Regions from separate parts of the Homo sapiens genome. Here region 1 is linked to region 2. A link is a contact called in ENCODE POLR2A ChIA-PET data. All regions are on one chromosome and are shown on one strand. The core of a region is the stretch at or near the end of the contact, and the rest is flanking DNA. Distances in the headings are between cores, read along the strand shown.

Region 1 (2,700 bases), core at 45-2,544, 6.9 Mb before region 2:
TCACTGCAGCCTTGAACTCTTGAGCTCAAGTGATCCTCCTGCCTCAGCCTCCTGAGCAGCTAGGACTACAGCCACACACCACCACACCTGCCTAATTTTGTTTGTTTTTGAGATGGAATCTCACTCTGTCGCCCAGGCTGGAGTGCAGTGGCGTGATCTTGGCTCACCGCAGCCTCTGCCTCCCAGGTTCAGGTGATTCTTGTGCCTCAGCCTCCAGAGTAGCTGAGATTACAGGTGCCCGCCACCATGCCCAGCTAATTTTTTTTTTTTTTTGTATTTTTAGTAGAGATGGGGTTTCACCATATCGGTCAGGCTGGTCTTGAACCCCTGACCTCAGGTAATCCACCTACCTTGGCCTCCCAAAGTGCTGGGATTACACGTGTGAGCCATCGTGCCCAGCCTGGCTAATTTTTTAAATTTTTTTTGTAGAGATGAGGGTTTCACTATGTTGCCCAGGCTGGTCTTGAACTCCTGGCCTTGAGCCATCCTCCCTCCTCAGCCTTCCGAAGTGCTGGGATTACAGGTGTTTGTCACTGTGCCCAGCCGGGATCCTTTTATATTTTGAAATTTTTTTGAGGACACCAAAGAGCTCTTGTGTATACCTATCTTACCTATTGATATTTAGCATCTTAGGAGTCAAAACCAGGCTAGGCACAGTGGCTCATGCCTGTAATCCCAACACTTTGGGAGGCTGAGGTGGGAGGATGGCTTGAGGCCAGGAGTTCAAGACCAGCTTGGGCAACATAGTGAGACTGTTGTCTCTACAAAAAATTTAAAAATTAAAAAAAAAAAAAATAGCAGCCAGACGCAGTGGCTCACACCTGTAATCCCAGCACTTTCAGAGGCTGAGGTGGGTAGATCACCTGAGGTCAGGAGTTTGAGACCAGCCTGACCAACATGGCAAAACCCCGTCTCTACTTAAACAACATAAATATTAGCTGGGCATGGTGGCATATACCTGTAATCCCAGCTACTCGGGAGGCTGAGGCAGGAGAATTACTTGAACCCAGGAGGTGGAGGATGCAGTGAGCCGAGATCATGCCACAGCACTCCAGCTCCCACCTGAGTGACAGAGCAAGACTCTGTCTCAAAAGAAAAAAAAAAAGCCAGGCATAGTGGTGTGGTGGTGTGTACACCTGCAGTCCCAGCTACTCAGGAAGCTGAGGTGGGAGGTTCACTTCAGTCCAGGAGGTCAAGGCTGCAGTGAGCCATGATCGTACCACTGCACTCCCAGCTTGGGCAAGAGAGAGACTCAGTCTCAAAAACAAACAACAACAACAAAGCAAAACTGTTCAAGTGGCATTGTTCCACATTTTTTTAGGTTTCTAATGTCTGGATTCGCATGTCAGCTCTGCATTTGGTCTGTTGTATCACATGTCATGTAGGCTCTGGCAAACACTGTACAGTCATAAGCAAATGAAAGTGAAAAAGGCAAATCACATCTTAGTATTGTGAACATGTTTTGACTCTGAAGATCCTTTGAAAAGGTCTTAGGGAGCCCTGCGGGTCCTCAGACTACACTTGCAAAACCACTGATTTAATAATATAAAGGTTGAGTGAGAAAATTCCTGCTAAACGGTTTGGAGTCAGGGGAAGAAGCTGACCCTGAGTTAGACCCCAAGTTTGGCCCACACCCCAAAAAGTGAACTCAAGAGAGGGTTCAACTAATTGTATCTGACATTCTGTCCAACTCTCACACTGTGTGTGTGGCTTCACTTTAATTCAACAGGTATCAAGCACCTACCAGGCACTGGGTCTCCAGAGGATACAGATAAAGAGATGGTCCCTGGAATCATGGAACTTACATTCACTTGATTTCTGGGGGCTACATCAGGGCAGGGCAAGGCCCACTGCCAAGTCTCTTGGTGTGGCATCAGGCTTGCAGGTGTGGGAGAAAGGGCCCGTTTCCACTTCCATCAGAGGGAGACACCAGGCATCATATCATATCCTCTCTTCCTTCCCTCTTGGACCAGTATGCTGAGTGGTCCCCATCTTGCTCCTAATTTAAAGTCCCTGTCGGTCAGTTTACCTGCCTTCTCTGAGTTCTGATTCACCACCCACTGCTTCCTTCCTGGATGATCACAGCACACGTTCCCTCCCTTGCTACCTAGCACTCAGCAGCTTTGAAGTCCATGTTGCTGTCTGAAATAATGGATTTCACAGGTCCCTCCAACCTCCACTGCACTGATCTTCATCCCTGACACTGCTACCCTTGAGGGCCTGAGGTCCCCCTCTCCTTTACCCACTTAGCCTTCTGGTTGGTGACACTTTACTTCCCAAAGCTCTTTGAAGCGCCCTTAGCTCATCTTCCCTCCAAATATTCACTCCTTATTATTTCCTGGCTGCTAATCCTCTGCTTCCACTATCCTGAAAAATACTTCATGAGCCCCACTGCTCTCACCACCAAGCATTGTTTCTCTTGTCATCCACTGCCAAACTTCCTGCCACCTCTGTGGCTCCACTGCCTGCTTCTGCAAACCTCAGCGTGCTCCCTGCTTTACTTTTCTCCTTGGACATACTTGGTGCCTGTATTCTCTATCAGAATATAAGCTCTATGAAAGCTGGGATTTTAAAATTTTACTTACTGCTGAATCCTCAGCTCGTAGATCAATGTCTGGCATAGTAGGCCCTCAAGTATTTGTTGAATGAGTGAATGACTTGTTCCCCACTAAACTGTAAACTCCGTGAGGACAGGAGCTT
Region 2 (2,700 bases), core at 34-2,533:
GATGCTGTTCTCCAGGGTGCTGAAGTACTGCAAGGGAAGAGAGGGCAGAGAAGTCGGGACCAGCCAAGAGCACACGGCCATCAGGAACAGGCTGTGATGGGCCACCTGGCATGCCCTGCCTTGACCGCTCTTGCATCTCTCAAGGAATCCCTGAGGGAGGCAGAGGAAAGAGCAAACATGCAGTCCAGAGGCCTCCCCTTTCCTGCACCTGATGCTTCCGGCAGAAGCAAACTATTGACTTGGGGGGACTTTTTTCTAGGGAGTCACATGTCTGGGCCATTCGCCTGGCTCTCCCCCACTGCTCCTCTGCCAAAATATTCCAATGGTCCAAACCTGATCCTGGCGGCACTCCTTTCAAGAACAGAAAAGGGGATCCCCAGCTCTCAAGGAAGAAAGTGGTCAAGTCTGAGTGATGGGAACTCCCAGGTGCAATGCACACACAAGCTATGATGAGAAACCAGGCAGGCCCCCCCTTCCCCATATGGCCACAGGGTCACGCCGGTGACCCTGTCTGAGGGAAAAGCCCTCCATAAAAGAAGAGACGGACAAATGTGCTGATTACTTACGGGGTCTGAAGGGTTAGGGGAGAACAAGTAGAAACCTAGAAGTGGGTGGAAACAGATAAACAAAAGGATTAGAGCAGAGGTCCCAAAACCTGGTGTCAAAAGGACTGGACAAATACATGCAAATGAACGCAGCAGGTCAGGAAGAGCAGCAGGGACTGCTGGGGACCACAGCACCCTGAGAACACATGCTCTGTTGGAAGGGAGCAGGGCTGCTGGCACCAGACGCTTGCTGCCCTACAGCAATGTGCCGGGCACTATCGGCTCTGTTCTTTCAAAAGGCTGGAAGTCTGTATTTTTGTGTAAAATCTAATTTTAAAATGCTGGCTCAAAGTTTTCAGACCAAACAAAACCCATCTGTAGGCTGGATCTGGAATCCAGGCTGCTGTTTCGCAATCTTAGGTTCTGAGAACATGACAGCTGACTAAATTCCAAAGGGATCCGCTGCTCCCTGCAGCCAGGGTCCCAGGGTGGGAATGCCATTCACTTCCTCCCTCCAGGAATGGACCACTCCCTGAGTCCCTGAAATCCTGAGTGGGAAAAGGGAGGAACTCTGCCCTCAGGGGAAATCAGCCCCTACCCCCGGAGAAGCACAAACAAAATTCTACCAAGAGTGGGGTGGTGGGTGGGAGGAAGTGAGAGCCATGACTCAGGACAAGGCAGTCACGAGGGCCGGGAGGGGTTGGCCCTGGCTCTAGCCTCAGAGTCAGGGCTCTGGAGTTCCACTGTCTTCACCATCTGCGGAGTCCTGGTGAAAGGACCTCGGCTTTCCCAGCTGAGTGCCACGGCTTCCGATGTCTATGCCCTGTGACTCTTGTGTGGCTGTCACAGTCAGCCCCACCTGAAAAACTAAGCCCTCCTGAGTGAGCAGCCTGTGACCATGCTGTACCCAGTGAAGCTGAAGCTTGCCGTCTCTCAGGGCCCAGGCAAGCGCCTTTGGGAAACTCTCAAGCGTGAGCACCGGGAAACACACAGGAGTGTTCACTGCGGTGGGATTTGTGATAAGAAAAACGTCCGACAGAAGAGCAGATAAACAAGCTTTGGCATACTTGCTCCGCTCCAGTGAAAATGAATAAACAGCATCTACATGTATCAACAGGAATAAATTTCAAAAACACAGTGCTGAGCGAAAGGGCAATGTGTAGAAGCGGACACCCATATTATATAACCACTTAGAGACTTTTTTAAGTATGCAAAGCATTATCATTTCTTTGTCACTTGGGGAAATGTAAATGTGAAGTAAAATATAAAGACGTGCATGGGAATGATAAGCGTAGGACAGGGGGTACCTTTGGGGAAAGCGGGAATCACAATCACTAAAGGTCACAAACATGCCTTCCATTTTATTTCTAAGGCTTCATTTCCTAAGCTGGATGGTAGGTCCATGGGTGTTCATGTTATTATTACTTATTTATTTTTGAGACAGAGTCTTGCTCTGTTGCCCAGGCTGGAATGCAGTTGCGCTGTCACAGCTCACTGCAACCTCTGTCTCCCCATGCTCAGGTGATCCTCCTGCCTCACCTCTTGAGTAGCAGGGACCACAGGTGCATGCCACATGCCACCATACCCAGCTAATTCCTGTATATTTTTTTTGTGTGTGTGTAGAGATGGGGTCTCCCTATCTTGCCCAGGCTGGTCTCGACCTCCTGGACTCAAGCGATCTGCCTGCCTCCTCCTCCTAGAATGCTGCGACAATCAGCGTGGGACACCATGCCTGGCGTATTTTTAAAATCTTTCTGAATTTATAAAACTACCTGCTCTGGTCTGAATGTTTGTGTCCCCTGCCCCTAATCCCTATGTTGAAATCCTAATCCCCAAGTTGAGGGTGTTAGGAGGTGGCGGCTGTGGGAGGTGAAGAGGTCATGAGTGTGACGTCCTCCCGAATGGGATTAGTGCCCCTATAAAAGAGGTCCCAGAGGCCGGGCGCGGTGGCCCACGCCTATAATCACAGCACTTTGGGAGGCGGAGGCAGGTGGATCACAAGGTCAGGAGTTGGAGACCAGCCTGGCCAATATGGTGAAACCCCATCTCTACTAAAACTACAAAAAGTAGCTGGGTGTGGTGGTGGGTGCCTGTAGTCCCAGCTACTCGGGAGGCTGAGGCAGGAGAATCACTTGAACCTGGGAGGCAGAGGTTG

What was found. ChIA-PET counts read pairs that join two places held with the same protein, here RNA polymerase II (POLR2A).
Region 1: POLR2A ChIA-PET joins it to region 2 with 22 read pairs in BJ. The contact joins two enhancer-like sites. POLR2A ChIA-PET finds 5 or more read pairs at or near these places in 2 of 52 experiments (BJ and OCI-LY7).

The regions. Positions count from the first base shown.
Region 1 is chr12:120,120,590-120,123,289 of GRCh38, reverse strand. No RefSeq gene overlaps it. Among named protein-coding and RNA genes, the nearest start is that of RAB35-AS1, 5.0 kb to the right of the region's middle. Within about 2 kb of position 1,294, at least 2 of the 41 ENCODE cell types and tissues checked have a DNase peak (open chromatin) inside an H3K27ac peak, as active enhancers do.
Region 2 is chr12:113,270,559-113,273,258 of GRCh38, reverse strand. It overlaps TPCN1 (two pore segment channel 1), which reads right to left. Exons shown (of 28, transcript NM_017901.6): 8 at 567-601; 9 at 1-27. Among named protein-coding and RNA genes, the nearest start is that of MIR6762, 20 kb to the left of the region's middle. Within about 2 kb of position 1,283, at least 26 of the 41 ENCODE cell types and tissues checked have a DNase peak (open chromatin) inside an H3K27ac peak, as active enhancers do.